Regions from separate parts of the Homo sapiens genome. Here regions 2 and 3 are each linked to region 1. Evidence: read pairs that join two places in POLR2A ChIA-PET (ENCODE). Cell type or tissue: GM12878. All regions are shown on one strand.

Region 1 (8,000 bases):
CCCACCTCCAAGCAGGTGACAACCTCTCAATTACACGACAAGCTCAGGGTTGGAAAGGACAGCTCTGAGCACCTGAGGTGTCACTAACACCTCTTTATTGCTCACTCAGGAAAGCACTGTGGCATGCAAGCAAACGCAGTGTTATTAGAGGGGCAGCATGGAATCTGCCAGAGTTGTGTATAAAGAACACAAAGTGCAGACTTGAGATTTCTTTTTTTGTTTTTTAGAGACAGGGTCTTTCTCTGTTGCCCAGGCTGGAGTACAGTGGCATGATCATATCTTACTGTAGCCTCAACTTCCTGGGCTCAAGCGATCCTCCTAGCTCAGCCTCCAGAACAGCTGGGACTACAGGCACATGCCACCACATCCAGCTAATTTATTTTATTTTTTTATAGAGTTAGGGCCTCACTATGTTGCCCAGGCTGGTTTCAAACTTCTGGCCTCATGAGATCCTCCTGCCTTGGTTTCCCAAAGTGTTGGGATTACAGGCATGAGCCTCCGCACCTGGCCAGAGATTTCATTCCCAGTAACATCCTCCCTGGCTGGCAACTTCCCACAGGCAGTGGCGTGGACTCCTCTCGCATTCAGGCCTGCAAGTGGAGGCTGTCCACCTGATCCATTTTGAGCAGGGAGAAACTCAGAGGGCGTTGGGAAGGACTGAGGCAGAAATGACTCCCCAATTTCTTTCCTGGGAACTCAGGCAGAAAAGAGGTCCTTTCCCTCAGCTCTGCCTCCACAAAAATGTCACAGGGCTGTTTATTGGCTGTGATACTGGGACTTGAGATGGGAATCCTACCTTTGAACACGAACTCGGTGCCTCCCATGACCCTGGACGAGAGGACGCCGCGGCTGTAGCGGCCCCGGGCGTAGATGGAGAAGGTGGGGTGCTTGCACACCGGGTCTGAGTAGTGGTAGTAGTGGCCCTCCCAGGTGTTGTTGTTGTCATGGAAGATGAAGTGGCGGGTGAGGAAGAGGACTTCGGGGCGCACCTCACAGCGCTGGCTCACCCACTCCCCGTGCAGGCCGATGGTCAGGTCTGCCTTTGGGGGCAGGATGGGAGGGTGGTGCTCGTCTGACCGATAGATGATCCGACAGGCGATGCAGGCATGGTCGTGGTTCTGAAGCCAAGAAACAAACACATTCAGAGGCCTCTATCTTCCCAAGGGAGCAGTGCACACATGCTTCCGGCAAATGGGGTCTCACCAGGCACCAGATCACCATCACTGACAACCTCGACACCAAGAACCAACTGGAATCATGCTCCGGGCACAGACAGAGGTGAGAGTGATGTGTGAGTGCACACGTTTGCCTGACAGTACAGACCTATGCAAACATTTCAGGTGTGATGTGGACACTTTAGAATCCTATTAAGTTTTCAGACCACATGCACTGGACACTTGATTTCAAAAAGAAATGATGGCAGCACCTCACACCCATTAGGATGGCTACTATCAAAAAATGCTATCAAAAAATCACAAGTTGGCAAGGATGTGAAGAAATTGGAACCCTTAAACACAGCTGATGAGAATATACAATGGTCCAGCCACTATGGAAAACAGTAAGGTGGTTCCTCAAAAAACAAAACAAAACAAAACAAAAAACAACAAAACAGAATTACCATATGACCCAGCAATCTCACTTCTGGGTATGTACCCAAAAGAGTTGAAAGCAGGGACTTGAATAGATATTTGCACACCCATGTTCACATCAGGGTTATTTACAATAACCAAAAGGTAGAAGCAACCCAAGTGTCCACTGACAGATGGATGGATCAACAAAATGCGGTCTATCCATACAATGAAATACTCTTCAGCCTTAGGAAGGCAGGAAGTTCTGACACCCGCTACAATAGGGATGAACCTTGGGGACACCCTGGTAAGTGAAATAAGCCAAACACAAAAGGACACTGTATGATGTCACTTATATGAGGTTCCTAGAGTGATCAAATTCATAGAGACAGAAAGTGGAATGGTGGTTGCAGGAGCTGGAAGGGGGGGACAAGGAGTGGTTTAATGGGACTAGAGGTTCAGTCTGGGAAGATGAAAAAGTGGATGGTGGTGATGGTTGTATAATAACATGAATGCGATCAGTGCCACAGAACTGCACACTTAAAACTGGTTAAACGATACATTTTACATTATGTGTATTTTACCACAATTAAAATTTATTTTAATAAAAAAAGTTAGGAGACACAAAGAAAAATAAAAAGGCCAGCGCTCCACTGGCTGTGGATGAAATGGAGTTGTGTAGGAAACGCAAGGTCCTTTAGAAGAGGGAATGGAGGAGGCGGCCCGCAAGAAGGGAGAGCTGGAAGCTGCGGAGCAGCAAGCACACGCGCACACTGCCCTCTGTCCCGGTCTGCCCGCCTCCAGGTTCAGAAGGTTTCTGCGTTCCTCATCTGCTTCCTGCTTTCTCAGCTTTAAGCAAGACGGCCACAGCTCTGACCTTCCAGAAGACCCTCTCTTGCCTGGTCTATTTTATAACACGGACACAGCAGGGAACAAGGGCTGTCTAGGTTTGTGGCACAGAAAGGCCTCTCTGGTGAGAGGTGCACACGTCAGAGATGCTGGAAGTCAGGGCACAGGGTGCTTGAACACAGTGCCAGTGCCTCGCTGTCTGACCAAGGTCTTCAGACACCTCTGAGCCCGGGCTGCCTCCTCCTGCACCTGGGTCATCCCTCCGCTATTCTCCTTCCACCCAGGGGGTGCAAAGCTGGTAGGCTAGCAGAACGCTGACCACTAGCAGCACGTGCCGATCGGATCAGGCTGTGGTAGGGAGGTAGAAGTTGGTAGCTCAGTGTTCTGGGGACGGCTGGGCCACCCCAGCCCCGTGCTCCCATGCCATCAGTTCATGGCCTCACATCTGTCCTGTGGCCAAGGCTGAGGGGCACCCACTGACTGGGCAGGCACACACTTGTTCTCTAGCAGTTCTCTAAAGTTGGAGATCTCAGTCACCAGGGTCTTTGGGTTTACAGCCCTCACTCAACATGTGATTTCGTTGTGGTCGCTGTTTGGTTTCCCAGAGAGGGCAGGAAGAGCTGTGGGCTTCCCAGCTGCTGCTCACTAACTTGCGCTGCTGCTGTGTGCATTAGATGGGCATAGAGTTGCACTTCAGGCGAGATAATGTTTCCTTTGCTAACATGGTTTGTGGCTTGTAGACAATTGGATCAAAGAGCTGCAGCATTGAGATGAAGGCCAAGTCCTGGGCGTCCCCAAGCTCTACGTGCATTTTTTGGCCTGCAGTTTCCTACAGAGGGCTTAGGGGCACACGGAGAAACTGCCTGCAACCTGTGCTCAGCAGTGAGCTGCCCTCTGCAAGTTACAGGAGAAATGGAGATGAGCTCCTGCATGAGGCCCATTAGGCCAGAGCTTAATTACGTCACGGAAAGATGTCTCCGGCCAGTTCCTGGGGGCCAAGGCCAGCCCCGGCCGCTTCACAGCTGGTGATTTTGGGCAAGCTATTTATTTCTCTCCATTTCAACTTCCTCATTTTTACAATGGTGATCATTATACTTACTTGCATAACTGCTGCAAGAAATGAACAGCAGATTAAGGTGGTTCCCACTCAGTGCACCCACTTGGTGTGAACATTAAATAAAGGCCTTTCTGACACCCTATGTGCCACTATCTTTCAAATGCACCTTAAGGTGAAGAAAATACAAACTGAGTTAAAAGAAAGCATCACTGAGTACGGTAGCTTTGCCTTTACGTTTCCTTGGTCAACTACTATGGGGTAAAGGTTCCAGAGTTTTCACCTTAACAAGAGTTCTGATATTCAAAACACAGGATGGAAAGTTAGTATGACATAGTGTGCCCAGCCCAGGGCTCCTGCATAACTGCTGGAACAGTCACCATTGAAATCAGGCCTGTGGTCCTGGTGTGGGGACCAGTGACACCCCCTCTGACACTGGCTGGGAACTTGGATTCAAATCACGAAAACTTCACAGCCAGGAAGGTGGTGTTCTCTTGTGATGCCTGTTATCAGACACAAGCTGTGCAGGAGCCGGCCCCTGGCTCAGCACCACCTACAGGTGAGCCCAGCACATGCTGAAATAAGAGAGGCCACATGAAGCACTCGTACCATCAGGGTAACAAGAAGCGCGGAGTCAGATCTTCCCGTCAGCCAGGAGGAGCTGCGCACTCCTACCATTTGCAGCTCATCGCTGGTAGTGGCTACCCCCTCCGCCTGGGCAGGTCCCCAAAGCCTAGCTGGCAGCCCCGCTTCCCCAACCCCAGCCTTCAGCTCCCCTCTGCGCCATTCCCCACAACTTGGTTTGCCATCTGTAATTTGGGAATTTAAAAACATCAGTTGCAACTCCTTCATTTCTGGTCATTCTAAGGAGGTGAGAGTCTCAATTCCTGAAAAGATTTAATTTGTCAAATACCAGGATCAATTCAGGAAGAGCTCAGAGAGCTTCTAAGGTGGGGGTGGGAGAGAGAAATGAAATAAGGGACGTTAGTTCTTGCAAGAGATGCTTCTGGGATGACGTCGAGGAGCAACTGCTGTTTGGCTCAGACAAGGCAAAGGCTCGGGGGAGGGGAGGGGGCACTGCTGTCGCCTGGGCTGTTCCAGAATGAGTGTTTTCAGAGGTGCTTTCCTTTAGCAATAATGAGGCCGGGGTCCTGAGCTCCGAGACGAGGACCCAGTGGGACTTGGTCACTTCAGGAGGTTGATGGTCCTGGCTGAAGTGTTGCTGTTCCATAGCAGAGAAAAGCAGGCCAGGCACGGTTTTTGTGTTTTTGTTTGTTTTTTTTGTCTTGTGGAGAGCACAGGCGCAGGGAGGCTTGTTTTCCATCAGGTGGGCCTGAGAATTTAGGGAGGGTGCAGGGAGTGGGAGAAACCTGGCTCTTGGGTATTGGTCTTGCCAAATCCCTAAACTAGATGCTTTTTTTTTTTTATTACTGTGTTTAAAAAAATACCTAACATAGAATTTGCCATCTTAGCCATTTTAAAGTATATTCACACTGTTGTGCGGCTACCCCTGGAACCTCTTCATCTTCCCCAGCTGAAAATCTGCACCCACTAAACACTAACGCCTCATTCTCTCTCCTGCCCCTGGAAACCTCCATTCTCCTTTCTGTCTCTGTGGATTTGACTATTCTAGGTGCCTCATCTGAGGGGAACTATCACTATTTGTCTTTTTGTATCTGGCCTGTTTCACTTACTATAAGCTCCTCAAGTTTTATCGATGTTGTAAAATGTGTCAGAATTTCCATCCTTTTAAGGCTGATATTCATTGTATGACTATTCCACATTTTGTTGATTTATTCATCTGTCGATGGACATTTAGGTTGCTTCCACCTCTTGGCTACTGTGATTGATGCTGCTAGGACCATGTTTGTTCAAGTCCTTGCTTTTAATTCTTTTGGGTATGTACCCAGAAGGAGAATAGGTGGATCAATTTGGTAATTCTATGTTTAATTTTTGGGGGGAACCACCGTACCATTTTCTGGAGTGGCTCAATCATTTTACATTTCCATCAGCAATGTATAAGGTTCCAATTTCTCCACATCCTTCCCAATACTGGATATTTTCTAGTTTTGATCGTTTTGTATTTTGTAATAGCCATCCTACTGGGTAAACTGATAGCTCATTGTGGTCTTAATTTACATTTTTCTTTGCCAATTTTTTTTATTTTTTATTTTTTTTGGTTGTTGACTAGTTACCTTTTTTTTTTCTTTTTTTGAGACAGGGTCTCACTGTTGGAGGTGGGAAAGAGAAAGTCTGGGGGTTGCCCAGGTTGGAGTGCAGTGATGTGATCTCAGATCACTGCAACCTCCACCTCCCAGGCTCAAGCAATCCTCCCACCTCAGCCTCCCAAGTAGCTGGGACTACAGGTGTGCACCACCATGACTGGATAAATTTTTTTTTTGTATTTTTTGTAGAGACGGGGTTTCACCATGTTGCCCAGGCTGGTCTCAAACTTCTGAGCTCAGGGCAATCTGCCTGCCTCAGCCTCCCCAAGTGCTGGGACAACTCTTTAGCAGTCATGAAGAAGCCAAAGTTATCATAACAAGCAGAGTTGTTTCTGGCCTCTGTGGATACTGTCAACGAGGGGACAATTTTAGCTACCGTTGAATAAGGAGACACCTCTGTATTGTAACAAATTTTAAAAATATCATTTATGCTAATTCTCATAATCTTTGGCCTGAATAAAAATTAGAGACCTACAGGCACAACTACAGAGAAGCAGAAATTAAAGCCTGTATATTGTATTCATTCTAAAGTTTCTCTTTTCTGAGATGTTTTTCGGAAACAGTATTCTTCCAAGATGGATACATGGAAAGAGAATTAGATATGCAGTTTTTAAACATGATGAGTGATTGGTACTGTGGAGTATCATTTGCTCCGTAAAATTATTCCCTCTTTTTTGGGGATCCATGTTCCAAGACATGACTCTCATTTGAGAAGTGTCCTCTCCCAGGCTCACCAACTTGGCTTCCACGGCATCCCCTTTCCCCGAATCTTAGAAAGGGCTATTTAAAGCCAGAGCTTCTGTACCCAGAAGATTTGAAGGTTAAAGCAGAGGAACCAGAAAGTGTTTCCTTGTTGCTATTCTTTACACACACTATAAAAAGCTTTCATCAGAAAGGGGAAGGGAGAAAAAGGATCCCATGCAAATAATCTCTGGAAAAAAAATTAAACTTGTTCTAAAAATGAGAAAGAAACTTATACTTTATAAATGAGCAATGTTCTAGGCAAAGAGTGGGGTTCTGCCTACTCTGCTCTCTGATTCCTGCTTAGCTCCAGGTAACAAGTTAAATAGCTACAGCTTGCATTTACAGGATATTCGAGTCTCGGAGGCTCAAGTACAGCATCTCCTTAGACTTTACAACCTCCCAGGAGACCATGGGTACATTTTACAGACGAGGCAACTAAGGCACCTGGAGAGAAAAAGTCAGATGACTTTACAAACCCAAAGTGGAGCCAGGATGGTAATTTGGTCTTAGGACTTGCTGAGTGCTGCCTCCTGGCCAGAGCTGCCTCAGGCTGCAGAGAACAGACGTTTCCCCAGCAAGGACTCCAGCCCAGGAAAAGGTCTTCTCCGGCTGATGACTGATGGGGATTCTCCAGGCTTTCTCTGTTCCCTGCCACTGTTTATTTCTGGAAAGGTGGTTCATCAACATCTGCTGACAGTATCTGTTTGTTTTCGCCATCTTCCCAGAATGGAAGAAATTACTTGATGTGATCTTGTGAACAGATCAACTAAGGAAGCAGGCTGCATGAAACACAAGCCTTCAAAAGCAGTGTTCCTTGAGCTAAAAGTTTTGTTCAAGAAGGAGGAAAAATGGGAGTAGATGATGGAAACTTCCTTTCCTAGGGTTTTGTTCCCTCGGATAAAAAACACACAAATGTTTCTCACAAAGAAACCTGCAGTGGCCAATGGCCCACGTTGAAAACTTTCTTTGTAACTGCGATGTGCCAAGTATTTGATTAAATTTCTGCTGTAGATAACCCTGCAGGTACATCCTTCTCGGGTCTTCTGTATTACGAGTCCTTTGAGGCCAAGACCAAGTGTTCTCTCTTTGTCATATTTCCCATGACATCCAGGAGAGAGTTGCACAGGGTTCTCGGCTAACAGGCAAACGGAGAGAAAGCTGGCATTGGACATGTAAAGAATTAAATGGAGTAGCTAGCATTCATCACAAATGATGGGCGCCCACCTGCCTTGTGGGAGGGAACTCGGGGTGCTTTTCCTATCTGGGATTCTAGGAGCTTGTGAATTGGGGCTCATTTTGATCATCTAAAGGGAGCATGATGATGCCACTTTCAGAAGGAAGTGGGTGAAGAGCTGTGGCTTTAGGTACAGACTGCCCAGGCAGGCTTGCTGTCTATCCAACACACTGAATGTTTGTGTCGCCTCAAAATCCATGTTAAAATCCTTACCACGAATGTGAGGAAATTAGGAGGTGGGGCCTGTGGGGGGTGACTAGGTCATGAGGGTACAGCCCTTAAGAAGGGGATTAGTGCCCTTATAAAAGAGGCCTGAGAGTTCTCCA
Region 2 (8,000 bases), 94 kb after region 1:
TTCAAGTTGATATTTTCCTGGTTCATGATATGATGAGTGATTTTCATTTGTATCCTGGCTAATACACACACACACACACACACACCCCCACACACACACATATATACATGCAAATAATATTGTATTACTTCATGCTATTACTGTCATTTCTTTTCTATGTATGTTATAAGCCCCCCAACACACTGTTAGTGTGTTTTGTTGTTCGGTTCTCTTTTAAAGATAAGAAAAGTTTCTACTTTATTTAACTGTATTTTTATTTGTTCTAGCACACTTTTTTCTTTGTATACATCTAAATTGCCATCTGCTGTCATTTTTTTTTTTTTAAACAGAGTCTCCACTGTCACACAGACTGAGGTGCAACGGCATAATCTCGGTTCACTGAAACCTCCGCCTCCTGGATTCAAGCAATTCTCCTGCCCGGTAGCTGGGACTACAGGCGTGCCCCAGCACTCTTGGCTAATTTTTGTATTTTTAGTAGAGACGGGGTTTCCCCATGTTGGCCAGGCTGTTCTTGAACTCCTGACCTCAAGTGATCCACCCATCTCATCTTCCGAAAATGCTGGGATTACAGTTGTGAGCCACCGCGCCTAGCCTCCATCTGCTATCTTACTCTTTCTTTCTAAAAAAAAATGTCCTCAATATTTTTGGCAGTAAATTCTCTCAGCTTTTGTTTGTCTAAAATCTCTTCATTCTGCCTTCATTTTTCTAAGACATTTTCACTGGATATAGAATTCTTGGTTGACTGATGCTTATTTTAGTACTTTAAAGATGTCTCTCCATTTTCTTTAGGCTTAGTTAACTTCTGATGAGAAGTTGTCCATAATTCTTATATATTTTTTCTCTGTGTGTAAGTTGTTCCTTTTGAAACTTTCTGGCTCTCTTCAAGATTTTCTCTTTCATTTTTGGTTTTCTATAGTTTCATTATGATGTAGACAAGTATATATTTTTTTAATCCTGCTTCAGTTTTCTTGAGCTTCTTCAATCTGTAATTAGTTGACTCTCATTAACTAAAAAATAATTATCAGCCAGTCTTTTTAAATATTTCTTCTGCCTATTCTCCTCTCCACCTTCTCCAATTTTAGGTATTTTATGTTGTCCCATAGCCTTATATCCCTTGCTGTATTTTTTCTCTTTGTTCTTTCTTTGTGTTTCACTTTGCTTAATTTCTATTTACTTATCTTTAGGTTCACGGATGTTTTATTTTGATATGTCCAGTTTGCTGATAAACTCATTGAAAGAGTTCTTCATCTCTGATACTATGTTTTTCACTTCTAACATTTTCATTTGACTCTGGTTATAGTTTATATCTCTCTGCTGACATCCACCATCTGTTCAAGCATTATTGTCTACTTGTTGTACTATAGTTTTTTAGCATATTTAACATCTGTACTTACATATTTATTTATTAAAATATTTAACATCCTTATGATAGTTCCAATATCAGATCATTTCTGGGCCAAGCTCTGTTGAATGCTTATCAGCACTGCTACAGCAAAATGTGGTGGTATAAATGCTGTCCATCATTATCAAGAAAGGAAAATGCAGTGTGAAGATAGAAAACGAAGAAATAAACCTATCATATTTTAAAACACTATGATCATAGAAAATTCAACAAAACCCAACTGAAATAATAAGAGTTTTTGGCAAGGTCAAATTTCAAAAAATTAGCATGTTTCAAAAATTTATTCATAATTCAAAAATTAATAGCATTAACAGCAATCAACTGGAAAATATTCTTAAAAAAATGCCATTCAGAATTGTGACAATATCTGTAAAGCATCAGGAATTAGCAAATAATGAATAAAAGCAATTTGGAAAAATATTAAAATTTAATTCAACTTTGTACAACAGAATCTGAATAAATAGAGAGTTAGTCATGTTCTTGGATGGACTTTTTGAAAATATCAACTCTCCCAACATTGTTTCATAGCTTCAAAACATCAATCAAATGCCAGATATATTTGTAAGGCACTTGTTAAACTTATTCTAAAATGGTTTAGGACATAATATTCTACTATGTAATAGTCTATGAAGGGTTAAGTCAACTTTAAAAAAGAGGAGCACAGAGTGGGATCTTGCTCTATGAGCCACTAAGATAAGCTTCAAAGACACAGTAATAAAAACAGTATGGCACCAGATAAGAATAGACAAACAGGCCAATGAAATGGCATAAAAAGTCGCAGACAAGATCCCTTGTATATGGGAACTTAATATATGATAAAAGTAGCAGTATAGATCAATAAAGAAAGGAACATTCAGTAGACATTTCAATGGCGTAGTGGTAAACCAGTCCCCTAAAGGAAAAAATACTTGATTTATTGATAATTCCCATGGTATAAAAACTCCCAGCACGGCCTATTTCAAACTGCCAACAATTTAGCAACCAGCTTACAAAATTCCTCAATATTTAACAATTGGCTCTTGCCACATGGCACAAGCTGCTCCAACACATCCCTGGGTGGCTTTCTTTATGGAGGAAAATAAAACCAGATTCTTACCCAACATCATTTAGAAAGAGGTGTTGCAGATGGGCAAAAGACCTAAGAAATGGAGATATTAACTATAAAATAATCAAATAATGTAGAAGAATGCAGTATTAACTTCTGGAGGAGGAACGGATTTTTAAACATAACCTTAGATCCTTTTGTGGATCATAAGCATGATGATTGGTTTTTCACACTAACGTGTGAAATGTGCCTCCTTAAAGCCTTATTATAGCATTGACATATTACCCATTGAAGGTGAAAAAAAACATAACATAACCTTAAAAGCAGAAAACCATAAGGCACAACGATTACATTAAAATTAAAAATTCATGTCCAATGAAGGATACCATGGACAAGACAAGCAGATATAAAAACATAAGAGAGGATATTTGCAATCAATACACTAAAAAAAGAGGCTAATATCTCTGCTAGCTAGGAATCTATCAAGAATAAGTAAAAGACGACACAACCAAAAAATATGTAACAAGTAATTCATGGAAGAAAAGTCCAAAAGGCTGACAAACATACAAAATGATATTCAAAATTATTAGTGATTAGGAAACCATAAACTAGAATGATAACATTTCTTTGCACTTAAATGAGAAATGTCAATTGAAAAAGTGAGAAAATGAAAATATTGGTGAAAATGTAGGAATGTAAGAATCTCATGGGCTGTTGGTGAAAATATAGACGGGCAGCCACTTTGGAGATTAATCCGGAAGTACTTAGTCAATCTAAGTATGTTTATACCCAATGACCCCGAAACTCCACCAGAAATATATTTTCTAGACTATATACCACTTCTGGGTATGTATTCTAGAAAAATTCTAACACATTCTTATAAAATAACAAGCATTAAAACCTGTTGTTTGCATAGGCATAAGAGGCAAAGTAGGTGTTCATTCCTGGATGAACAGGACAGCAACATGGCTATATATTAAAAACATAACTAAGTGAAAAAAGTAAAAAAATACCATGAGCACAATCCCTTCAGGTAAATTAAAAGTGTATGCACACAAAACAACATAGTTTTTATGAGAAGACATACAAATAATCAGATACACATAAACCACCTTATAATTGTGGCATACAGAGGAGGGAGGAATGGAAGCATGGAATGAGATCCTGTACAGGCCAACAATACCACGAGAACTCAAAGCTCGACACCTGAAGTCCCAAACAGACAAAAGAACCATCATGTGGATGATGGGTTAAAATTGTTCTACGTGGTTCTGGGAGGACATAACTAGAGTAAGAGGCTAAATTTCTAAGGGATCATAGATTTTTGCTTAATAAAAAAAAAGAGGTTTCTTGATGAAGCAATGAGTTCCTCCATATTGGAGATGTACATTAGTTGCTGAATGATCACTTAGTAGATGTTTTGGACCTAAATCTTGTGCACCTTCTGAGAGTCCCATAACTGCCTCCTGCTGTCCAAAAACATTTCCCACTTCCTGGGGCCATTTCTGCCATGATCCCTGAGCAGATTGGTGTCTGAGTTGCACCCTGGGCTCCAAGGCTCATGTGCCCAAAGGCCAAGCCCACGTGTGTCAAACCACCACTCCTCTTCCAGATATGAATCAACGTGATCTCATGTGTCTTGGACTTTCACCAAACAGCCAGTGTTGCTACTGGGAAGTGTGAGGGAAATATCTTGCCTCATGGTGAACCTTGACTAGTAAGAACTGGGAGAAGGGAGATAGCTTAGCAGACAAACATGTTTGCTTTCTTTCATCTGTGAAATACCCCCAAAGAAGTCATTAATTTCAGCAACTTCTCAGAGAAATGCTCTGTGCCCTGTGGACACACCTGCCAAGCCACTGCTGAGTTTCTTCATGGCTGTCATGAAGCAGCAGCCAGCACACCCAACCGCATGGCTCCTCTCATTCCCTTGTCTTGTTTCCTTGTACACACCTTTGGATTTTTACCTGCCAAGTTAAGGGCTAGTACTTTAATCCTTGACTCTGGCTCTGCTTTCTAGAAGACCTTTCTAAGGAGCAAAAATGTTGTCAGGTGGACTCAAGCTGGATGTGGTGATCTGTGAGGCCACTTACACCTCCAGGGGTCTAAGGTTCTACAACTGTGGCCTCATCTTCTGAACAGCAAGATTTCCCACAGGGCTCCTAATGCAATAAATCTTTTGCAAAACTGTGAATATAGGCTACCCATCTCCACTTTCCTTACCTCACATCAGATCATCAAGCTCTTCTTTATCCTTTAGGTGTCAGGGACCAAGTGAAGCTTTCAATATTTGCCAAGAGTGATGACCAGTATGTTATTACATGTAGTACTCCAAGTTCCTGCAGCCCTCCTGAAGAATGATGAAATATTAAGGATCAGTTTTTGATAAGAATACTTAAATGAGAGTCAAGACTGTGGATGGCTCTATATCCATTGATGACTAATATGTGTGTTTTTGGATAAGCTATTGAACTCTTTGTTTTTTCTGCCTTTAAAACTAGACAACATAGTGCTTGCGTGAACATATCATAGAATCGCAATGTAGGAGCTAGAAGCCTGCTACCTCTGACAGATGGGGCCGAGGAGAGGATTGGATAACTTCCAGGAGGAACTAGAGAGATGCAAGGAGTGAGAAGACAGGGAGCTGGCAAGTCTGAGCTCAAGGTTTTTATCTAGAAAAGAAGCTGAGTTTGCCTGCATACAGAGTGGGTGAGACAATGTGTTTTAAAATACCTACAGGATGCTTGGCAGATGGCAGGTGTTCACCAAGGAATAGTTAAATTTGATTCTATGCATTTTTTTTTTACAATAAGGAGGAGAGATAACGTGTATATGACCTTGTTCAGTGAGTGTTGGAATAAAGACACAGTGGTGCAGAGCCCTAAGGACTGATCATCAGGCCAAGACTGAGGACCTCAGCACAACCTTCTGGGGAAATCGTGTGGGGAGAGCCTCGATGATAAAGATGTTAGAAATTACTTGGAGGGATGCTTATGCCATGGTTCTGCTGATAAGAACAAAAGAGTGCATCTGGACCTTTGATTGTTTAGCAATGGAGCAAATTATGACTTGCTTTGAAAGAATTTGCTGGTTGAAAGCTGCTGGCTAGACTTCTTAACCATGCCATGAAATGGGACAATGGTCCTGATCTGATGAGGAACTTGAGAGTAAAACAGTTGCTGGGGACAAGATGATTGCAACTTGGGTTTCAGATTCTTACATTTCAGACAACACTAGATAAAATGTAGAGAAACTAGAGAGATCACACAGGAGGCTAATTATTGGATTCTTCAAGAAAATGGTGATTATGAATTCCCAACACAGGGAAAAAGCCTTTTCTGCAGAATGATGAGTTTTTAAGGATTGGCTTTTGAAAAGAATATTTAAATGGCAGTCAGGAGACTGGATAGTTTCAGATCCATTGATGACTAATATGTGTGTTTCTAAGTCAGTCACTGAACTCTTTGTTTTTCCGTTTTTAAAACCAGACAACATAGTACTTGCCCAAACATAGCAGAGAATCGTAACATAGGAAGCTAGAAGAGTGCCACCTCTCGCAGATGGGACAGAGAAAAGACAGAACAAATCTAAACAGATGCAATTGTTGTAATATAACCTCCAGGGTGTGGGAGGTAGGTAAAGGAAGCAGGGCCTGTGTGTTTTACTATCAACCTTGTCTTCCAAAGACAGTGTTTCTGGGAAAAGTGGCAACCTTGTCCAAGCGGCATTGTAGTGCTGACTTTTTGTTGAGTTGCTTTCCTTACAAGCTCATTCCTCAGGGATCAAGTGCTCCTGGGTTCTGGTTGCTTTTATATCCATCCTTCCCTTTCCTATTCCCCTCCCGCCCGCCACCCTTTTAAAAGCTGCTCTGGGAACAGGACCTATTTCCAAGCAATTTTGCGTACACTCGACCTCTTCTAACATTTTAGATTGTTTTTGCCAGGCTCAGTTTGGGAAGCTTTTCAAAATAAAAGAGTCATCTCTCCTGTGTAGTTCTGCTCTCTTGAGAGCAAAGAAGGGAGGCCTTTGCTCTCTAACTATGAGCAATTCCTATTGCAGAGATTTCAGGCCCAGCAGGAGGGAAATAGGAACCCCCTGCTAGATAGCCTGGGCCTGAAGGGCTGAATGGGGCCTGTTCATATTTGTGTCTCCAGTTACCTGCAGAATGTCTGGAGAAGACCTTCAGTAAGATGAGGGGTGTGCACTTTACTACCCACATTTAGAGAAATATGTAGGAATTGTTTACAGGGCTGTGACTAATATTCTGCCAAACATTAAAGTAGGGTTGCATTTATTTAAAGCAAAAGTTTTAAAAACACCCAATAAATAAGAGAAAAAGGCACAATCACCCTCCTAAATAATAACATTAGCAATATTTAATTACCTGTATTCACACTGAAATGAACAGTACTAACATGTTCATTTAAATTAAGACTGGTTCATTTAATTTATATTTATGAGTATATTTAATGGAAGGCAAGGGATACATGGCTAGCTTTCAAGAGAGGAGCCAGGGAATCTTTTGATGCCTGATGCCCCAGAAGGAGTATAGCAGACGCCTCCGAAACAATGCAGACAAACATTCCCAGCCTAGTGGCCTTTGTTCCATGTGGCCACAGTTCACCCCCTGCTCAGGACCCTAGGTTTGGGCCAGGAGGCGGCCCTGAGGGTGCTGAGACAGCCTGGGTGGGACAGAGCCCGAGGCCCTCATGACCAGAGGCTGAGGCCTGAGCCTAGGGTCACAGTGAACCTTAGCAAACCCCACGCCCAGGGCTCACTAACGTCAGCAAGGACAAGATCAGAGGTGAGGCTGGGCCCCATACAAGGGTGCAGGGTAGTGGCTGATAGCTGCTGAGTCCCCTAGTAATGACCACAGACACTACTTCAGCACTGCTGGCCATTTTGGGGACAAATTTTTCTTTAAAGTATAATTAATTAGGATTCATTGCTCCCTCCCTCCCTTTAGTAATTATATTTTATGTTTTCCCTCCCCACAAGATTCTGGAAGATCCTGAAGTGGATGCCATGAAAAAGCAAAAACGCAAAAAAGAGGGTCAGACAAAGGCTCCAGTAGGCAGACCTCAGGTCTTCATCATGCCCAGGGGGTGAAGGCCATCACAGAGAACCAGCAGACAGTGGGCTCCTAGCACAGGTGAACTCTGACTAATGATAACAACGGCTCACACTGGCCGGGGGCTTCTCTGTGCCGGGCACTACTGTGATGGTCCTATGCACAGTCACTCATTCAATACTCCCATCAAAACTTTGAAGTAAGCATTTTTTGTTGACCCTGTTTTATAGGTAAGGAAGGTGGGGTGGAGAGGGTAAGGGAACACACCCAGGGTTACAATTCTTACAAGAAAGGATGAGCTGTGATGGGAACCCAGAGCTGACTTGAGAGCTGGATTGCCGACACCACCCAGCAGTCCTTCTTGTGCATGTGATATTGGGGTATTATGTCATGTGCTTGCTCTGTGACCCAAAGCAAGTCACTTACTCCTCCCATATCTTCACTTTCTCATCACTGAAAGAAGTGGGCAGGACATAAGAGAG
Region 3 (8,000 bases), 1.5 Mb before region 1:
GCTGATTGAAGAAAGCTGGTGAATACAGAATCTCATTACGAATTTCCGTTGCTGTGAGGCCGGGCGTGGTGGCTCACACCTGTAATCCCAGCACTTTGGGAGGCCGAGGTGGGCGGATCACCTGAGGTTGGGAGTTCAAGACCAGCCTGACCAATATGGAGAAACCCCGTCTCTACTAAAAATACAAAATTAGCCAGGCATGATGGCGCATGCCTGTAATCCGAGCTACTCAGGAGGCTGATGCAGGAGAATTGCTTGAACCCGGGAGGCAAGGTTGCAGTGAGCCGAGATCGCGCCATTGCACTCCAGCCTGGGCAACAAGAGTGAAAGAAACTCCATCTCAAAAAAAAAAAAAAAAAAAAAAGGATTTCCATTTCTGTGCCGGGTGAGGTGGCTCATGTCTCATGTCTGTAATCCCAGCACTTTGGAAGGCCATGGCAGGAGGATCACATGAGCCCAGGAGTTCAAGACCAGCCTGGGCAATACAATGAGAACAATGAGACCCTATCTCTACCAAATTTTTTTTTTGTTTTTTTTGAGATGGAGTCTCGCTCTTGTTGCCCAGGCTGGAGTGCAGTGGTGCAGTCTTGGCTTACTGCAACCTCTGCCTCCTGAGTTCAAGTGATTCTCCTGCCTCAGCCTCCTGAGTAGCTAGGATTACAGCTGCCTGCCACCATGCCTGGCTAATTTTTGTATTTTTTAGTAGAGGTGGGGTTTCACCATGTTGGCCAGGCTAGTCTCAAACTCCTGACCTCAGGTGATCCTCCCACCTTGGCCTCCCAAAGTGTTGGGATTACAGGCGTGAGCCACTGCGCCCGGCCAAATTTTTTTTTAATTAGCCTGGCGTTGTACTGTGTGCCTGTAATCCCAGCTACTGGGGAGGCTGAGGTGGGATGATCACTTGCGTGTGGGAGGTTGAGGCTGCAGTGAGCCAAGATCCCATCACTGGACTCCAGCCTGGGTGACAGAGGGAGAACTTGTCTAATTTAAAAAAAAGAAAAAAGAAAAAGAGAATTTCCATTTCTAAGGCAGCCGCCACTACTAAGCACATTTTTTTTTTTTACCTTGAAGACGAATATGAGACTCAAATGAGATACGCACATTCTACTTGTCTGTGTCTTAAAAAGAAAATATTATAGTCAGCACCAAAATTCGAGTCTTTTCTGCCAGGAAAGGGACCCAATTTAAGGGGGAAAATAAATATAAATTTCAGATTTCTGCATGGATACATCCTCATGTATATCATTTGTTCATGTAGTCACTCATTCATGTACTAATTCAACTAATTCACTCATTCATGAACTAATTCAATCCAAAGTGCTAGGATTACAGGCATAAGCCACCACCTCTGGCCCAGAAATGGAAATTCTTAATGAGATTCTGTGTTTACCAGCTTTCTTCTATCAGCTATATATTCATGAAAGATGTATGGCAAATTTCTTCTCTCTCCCTCTCTCCTGTCCTCTACACACACACACACACACACACACACATACGCACACACACACACACAGAGTATTTTCTATTCTTCTATTTATTCAATGCACATTGGTCTTTGGTGGTTAGGGAAACAAGAAGGGAAAGTGAGATGTAGGATTCTATATTATCATCACTCATTTCATTGGTAGCCCTGCACACTAAGGCAGGCACCATCTAGGGTCCCAAATTGAGTTAGAAGTGTAACTGGACAGAAAAAAATACTATGTAGGATACAAGAGATGACAAGGCTGCTGGGTGGGCCTAGCAACAGATTGTCATTAGAATGGGCTTGGAAATTAGTTTGCAGAATCTGGGGAAAAAAACAGATGAGAGATGCAGAATTTAATCAGGTAACATTGTCAGATCAGTCATTGTCGTATCAGTGAGAGTAGGAAGAAAGTGAAAATAATGCCGAAGTCTATTAGGTTCCGAGGTCTTGGGCAGAAACCTCACCTTCTGTGAATTGAGATCCACTGTTCCCTGAGGGGATGAGCCTCTTATCCCTGGGAGGATGTAGCATTAAGCAAAGAAATACTAAAGGGACTCAAACTCACATGCTTAATATCTCCATGTTAAAGAACTATCGGTATACAGTTGGTAGGTTCTAAGGGGTTCTTACAGGTAAGTTTTGCAATTCAAGTTAAAATATGTAATTGAGGGCTGGGCGCGGTGGCTCACACCTGTAATCCCAACACTTTGGGAGGCCGAGGCGGGTGGATCACAAGGTCAGGAGATCGAGACCATCCTGGCTAACACGGTGAAACCCCGTCTCTACTAAAAATACAAAAAATTAGCCGGACGTGGTGGCAGGCACCTGTAGTCTCACCTACTCGGGAGGCTGAGGCAGGAGAATGGCGTGAACCTGGGAGGTGGAGCTTGCAGTGAGCCGAGATAGCACCAATGCACTCCAGCCTGGGCAATAGAGCGAGACTCCATCTCAAAAAGAAAAAAAAATATATATATATACACACACACATATATATATACATACATACATATATATACACATATATATACATATATACATATATATATACATATATATGTAATTGAATGTGTGTGGTTTGTTCCTTTTGTTGTTTTTTTTGTTTTTGTTTTTGTTTTTTTTGAGTCGGAGTCTCGCTCTGTCACCTAGGCTGGAGTGCAGTGGCACGATCTTGGCTCACTGCAACCTCTGCCTCTTGGGTTCAAGCAATTCTCTGCCTCAGCCTCCCGAGTAGCTGGGATTATAGGTGCCCACCACCATGCCCAGCTAATTTTTGTATTTTTACTAGAGACGGGGTTTCACTGTCTTGGCCAGGCTGGTCTTGAACTCCTGACCTCGTGATCCACCCGCCTCAGCCTCCCAAAGTGCTGGGATTACAGGCGTGAGCCAACGCACCCGGCCATTCCTTTTGTTATTTTAGAGACAAGGTCTCATTCCATCCCTAAGGCTGGAGTGTAGAGGCTGCAGCTCACTGCAGCATCCAACTCCTTGGCCCAAGCGATCCACTCACTTCAGCCCTCCGAGTAGCTGGCACTACAGGTGTGCACCACCACCTCCAACTAATTTTTAAATTATTTGTAGAGACAGGGTCACCAATTGCTGGACTCAAGTGACCCTCCCACCTCACCTCCCAAAGTGCTGGGATTACAGGCCTGAGCCACCACACCCGACCAAATTTGTGATTTTAAGATGAGATTTTACTAAAACATTTAAATTAAATTAAATGTTAAAACATTTAAGTGAGGCCAGACGTGGTGGTTCATGTTTGTAATCCCAGCACTTTGGGAGCTCGAAGCGGGCAGATCACCTGAGGTCAGGAGTTCAAGATCAAACTGACCAACATGGCAAAACCTCGTCTCTACTAAAAATAAAAAAATAAAATAAAAATAAATTAGCCAGGCATGGTGGTGCACGCCTGTAATCCCAGCTACTTGGGAGGCTGAGGCAGGAGAATCACTTGAGCCCTAGAAGTGGAGGTTGCAGTAAGCCGAGATTGTGCCACTGCACTCCAGCCTGGGCAACAGAGTGAGACTCTGTCTCAAAAAAAGAAACTAGCATTTAAATGACCTTAAGTTCACCATATTAATGCATTTAATTTGTAATTATCAATGTTATTTAAAAATTTTTGGCCAGGTGCAGTGGCTCACACCTGTAATCTCAGCACTTTGGGAAGCCAAGGCCAGAGAATTGCTTGAGCTCAGGAGTTAGAAACCAGCGTGGGCGACATGTCTCTATTTATTAAAAAAAATTAATAATTTAAAACTTGGAAACATTTTGTCTAAGTGAGACGATTGAAGTGCTTAAAAGTAAATTATTAAATATATAAAAGCATTTAATATGTTAAAGCACATGTAACAATATTTGCAAATAATCAAATTATAAAAATCACTATTAAAAGTGATTGTTGGCCGGGTGCGGTGGCACACGCCTGTAATCCCAGCACTTTGGGAGGGCGAGGCAGGTGGATCACCTGAGGTCAGGAGTTCTAGACCAGCCTGGCCAACATAGTGAAACCCTGTCTCTACTAAAAATACAAAAATTAGCTGGGGGTGGTGGCAGGCGCCTGTAATCCCAGCTACTCGGGGGGCCAAGGTATTAGAATCACTTGAACCCGGGAGGCAGAAGTTGCAGTGAGCTGGGATGGTGCCATTGCACTCCAGCCTGGGGGACAAGAGCAAGACTTCATCTCAAAAAAATAAAAAAAAAAGTGATTGTTGGCCGGGCGTTGTGGCTCACACCTGTAATCTCAGCACTTTGGGAGGCCGGGACGGGTGGAACATCTGAGGTCAGGAGTTTTAGACCAGCCTGACCAACATGGTGAAACCCCGTCTCTACTAAAGATGCAAAACTTAGCCGGGCGTGGTGGTGCACGCCTGTAATCCCAGCTACTCAGGAGGCTAAGGCAGAAGAATCACCTGAACCCAGGAGGCGGAGGGTGCAGTGAGCCGAGATCGCGCCATTGTACTCCAGCTTGGGCAACAAGAGCGAAACTCCGTCTCAGAAAAAAAAAAAAAAGTGATTAAAAAAAAAAATTTTTTTTTGGCCGTGCGTGGTAACTGACGCCTGTAATCACAGCACTTTGGGAGGCTGAGGCAGGCGGATCACTAGGTCAGGAGATCGAGACCATCCTGGCTAACAAGGTGAAACCCCGTCTCTACTAAAAATACAAAAAATTAGCCAGGCGTGGTGGCATGTGCCTGTAGTCCCAGCTACTCAGGAGGCTGAGGCAGGAGAATGGCGTGAACCCCGGAGGCGGAGCTTGCGGTGAGCCGAGATTGCACACTGCACTCCAGCCTCGGAGACAGAGCAAGACTCTGTCTCAAAAAAAAAAAAAAAAAAAAAATTTGAGACAAGGTCTCACTCTGCCACACAGACTGGAGGGCAGTGGGTTCACTGCAGCCTTGAACTTCCTGGGCTTAGGTGATCCTCCCACCCCAGCCTCCCAAGTAGCTGGGACTACAGGTGGATGCCACCACACCCAGCTAATTTTTGTATTTTTTTTGTAAGGACACGGTTTCACTATGTTGCCCAGGCTGGTCTTGAACTCCTGGGCTCAAGCAAAATGCCTGTCTTGGCCTCCCAAAGTGCTGGGATTATAGGCATGAGCCACCATGCCTAGCCAATTGTTAAAATTTGCTAGAAGGAATGTGAATGAAGTGGAACTAAAAACTCTTTTAAAATCAAATATTAATTTTTAAGACCAAGGCATCTCCGAATAATTTTTCCTCTGCACAGAAAAACATCCTCAAGGGTACTGAAAAATGTACTGACTCCTAAAACTCTCCCAAATGTATTTCTCTGGGAGTGGTGGTAGTAGGGGAACCATCCCTGAGGCAGAGAACTGAGTATATTTTATTTCTATTTATAGGAGAGTTCTACTGAAGTTGTTAATAAAGTTAACTTCTAAAGTCAATTCTACTGCTTCCATATTTGGAAAAAAAACCCTCCGTGTGTTCATGAGCATCATTCTCAAGTCATCTGTATTCCAGAGCTGAATTCACCTTTTGTTTGGCTATTTGCAAAGATTTCTAACATTTCTAACAAATGACATACATAAACCCTAAGATTGCTCACATTTTAGGCTTCTTATTTCACACGTGTGCAGTTTTATACTAATATTAACTTTGTGTTCCTATAAAAATGTTTTGCTTACAACAAGGGCCTGTTTCCTAGCATTCTGAATAGTTTTGTGATGAAGGGTGAAGACTTTTGGAAAAAGCTCAAAAAGAGAAAGAGAGAGCAGTCCCTATATCTCAGGAGAATGAGCAAGGAGATGCATTCTGAGGCAACAGTGTTAAGGTTAAGCCAGAGTATGAACACTGAGGTGTCAGCATCCTCCCAGCAGGAGGTGCATTACCAGAGCTAGCCAGGGGCCTCTTGTCTTGGCTACTGGAGAGCGTGAGGAGTGAGAGCACCAAACCATGCTAATTCCACAGGCTACCGACCTGAAGGGCCTCCCAGACTACCCTGGGGAAAGCTGTAAATGTGCTGCTAGGCTTCAGATTTAGGTAGGGCCAAAGAGAACACGTTCCTTATTTTGCAAAGGCAAGCACATAGAAAGTAACCATCTAGGCCAGGTGCGGTGGCTCACACCTGTAATCCCAGCATTTTGGGAGGCCGAGGCAGGCGGATTGTGAGGTCAGGATATCGAGACCATCCTGGTTAACACGGTGAAACCCTGTCTCTACTAAAAATACAAAAAAAAAAAAAAAGAAAGAAAAAGAAAAAATTAGTTGGGCGTGGTGGCATACGCCTGTAGTCCCAGCTACTCAGGAGGCTGAGGCAGGAGAATTGCTTGAACCCAGGAGGTGGAGGTTGCAGTGAGCAGAGATCGTGCTACTGCACTCCAGCCTGGGCGACAGAGCAAGACTTTGTCTTAAAAAAAAAAAAAAGAATAAAGAAAAAAAAGAAAGTAACCAAAGTAACCATGCACTCACTAGGCATGGTGGCTCACACCCAGTACTTTGGGAGGCCAAGGTGGGAGGTCCCCTTGAATCCAGGAGTTTGAAACCAGCCTGGTCAACATAGCGAGATCCATCTCTACAACAAAAAAAAATAAAGAAAGAAAGTAAGTAACCTGGAAGGATTCTGAAACTCCCCTAGCAGGATGGTCAAGGAGTTTATATCTCTTTATGCTTCACTTTGCTGGAGAAGCAACTCAGTACCACTGGTATTTGTGCCACAATTACTTTAAAGGTATCTAAAATTAGTATCCACCCCCCACACCATACATATAAATTATGCAAACATAAGTAGGTGATTGGAAACATTTATTTTTAGCCAATTTTGCAAAATTAAAAGACCAAAGACATTGTCAAACTAGTAGAGTGAGCCTAATATGCCTTAAATGAATAAAGAGGATTCAAATGAGAAATACAAGAAAATACAAATAGTAGATGATGCATTTAGTTAGCAATGATTTGTTGTTTAAACAAAAATATTGTTTTGGATCAACTTGTTCTCAACCAAATTATTTTGGATCCAGTGATCTGACACACAAAATGCAAATGAGGAAGGGATGCAAGCCAATGATCCAGAATAGGATCAGATTTTCCAACGGCATAATGTAAACTTTGTCCAAAGGCTCATGGGACTTTCAGTGGGTGGATTTAATGTTGTGGGGGGAGGGGGGGCAGTGCAAGAGGAGGGATAAAGGGTCAGTGCTGCCAGGACTTGTCTAGTCCTTCCACACCCTCTAATCATGATCTGCAGGCTCTTTGCAGCCTGAAAGATCCTCTGACTGATAATATTGTGGCTCTGATAATCCTATGACATTACTAACTCCTGGTTGCTCCAAGAAACTTTCCTTCTTTATCAAATTCCAAGCTTCTCCATAAGGAAGGCTGTAGCAGGAACAGAGAGATGTATGCAGTACTGAAAACAGCAGTGGCAGAAATGATTCAAAGCTTTCTTGCCTTCTAAGAACACCAAAAATTAAATTTATTTAAGAATAAATATCCTGAGACTGCTGGGAGGGAGAAAAGGGCATAGAGACTTGTTTTAGAAACATGATTTATCAGGCAAACTGCGCACTGTCCCCTTTTTAATGGCTCAGGATGTTGCAGAAGAATGGAACATTAGTATATTATGCTGAAATTTTGGTTGGGCGCGGTGGCCCACGCCTGTAATCCTAGCACTTTGGGAGGTCGAGGCAGTCAGATCCCCTGAGGTCAGGAGTTTGAGATCAGCCTGGCCAACATGGTGAAACCCCGTCTCTACTAAAAATACAAAAATTAGCTGGGTGTGGTGGTACGTGCCTGTAATCCCAGCTACTTAGGAGGCTGAGGCAGGAAAATCACTTAAACCTGGGAAGCGGAGGTTGCGGTGAGCCGAGATCATGCATTTACACTCCAGCCTGGGCAACAGAGCGGGACTCAGTCTCAAAAAAAAAATATATATATATATATATATTATAATATATTATAATATATTAATATGTAATATACATTAATATATTATAATATATTAATATGTAATATATTAATATATAATACATAATATACATTATACATAATATAATACATATATACTATAT

Evidence for each region. ChIA-PET counts read pairs that join two places held together with the same protein. Peaks named below come from ENCODE experiments on the same cell type or tissue, not always from the same donor. Only the 100,000 strongest peaks of a DNase experiment are listed, where the experiment ranks them.
Region 2: POLR2A ChIA-PET joins it to region 1 with 7 read pairs; 2 of 35 experiments call an interaction of 5 or more read pairs at or near these places.
Region 3: POLR2A ChIA-PET joins it to region 1 with 5 read pairs; 2 of 35 experiments call an interaction of 5 or more read pairs at or near these places.

The regions. Positions count from the first base shown.
Region 1 is chr18:10,478,580-10,486,579 of GRCh38, reverse strand. It overlaps APCDD1 (APC down-regulated 1), which reads right to left. Exons shown (of 5, transcript NM_153000.5): 4 at 797-1,118. Among named protein-coding and RNA genes, the nearest start is that of APCDD1, 28 kb to the right of the region's middle. RefSeq lists a silencer at 457-656 and enhancers at 3,267-3,456, 3,497-3,546, 3,567-3,736. In GM12878, no CTCF peak of the experiment used is centred here; DNase peaks (open chromatin) are centred at 3,089 and 3,489; H3K4me3 peaks cover 303 bases; H3K27ac peaks cover 1,717 bases.
Region 2 is chr18:10,384,639-10,392,638 of GRCh38, reverse strand. LOC105371989 (a long non-coding RNA gene) reads right to left here. Exons shown (of 3, transcript XR_001753348.1): 2 at 4,671-4,797. It overlaps LOC124904370 (small nucleolar RNA U13), which reads left to right and starts at 2,639; the gene lies at 2,639-2,741. In GM12878, no CTCF peak of the experiment used is centred here; a DNase peak (open chromatin) is centred at 900; H3K4me3 peaks cover 979 bases; H3K27ac peaks cover 1,387 bases.
Region 3 is chr18:11,961,914-11,969,913 of GRCh38, reverse strand. No RefSeq gene overlaps it. Among named protein-coding and RNA genes, the nearest start is that of IMPA2, 16 kb to the left of the region's middle. In GM12878, a CTCF peak has its summit at 5,813; no DNase peak of the experiment used is centred here.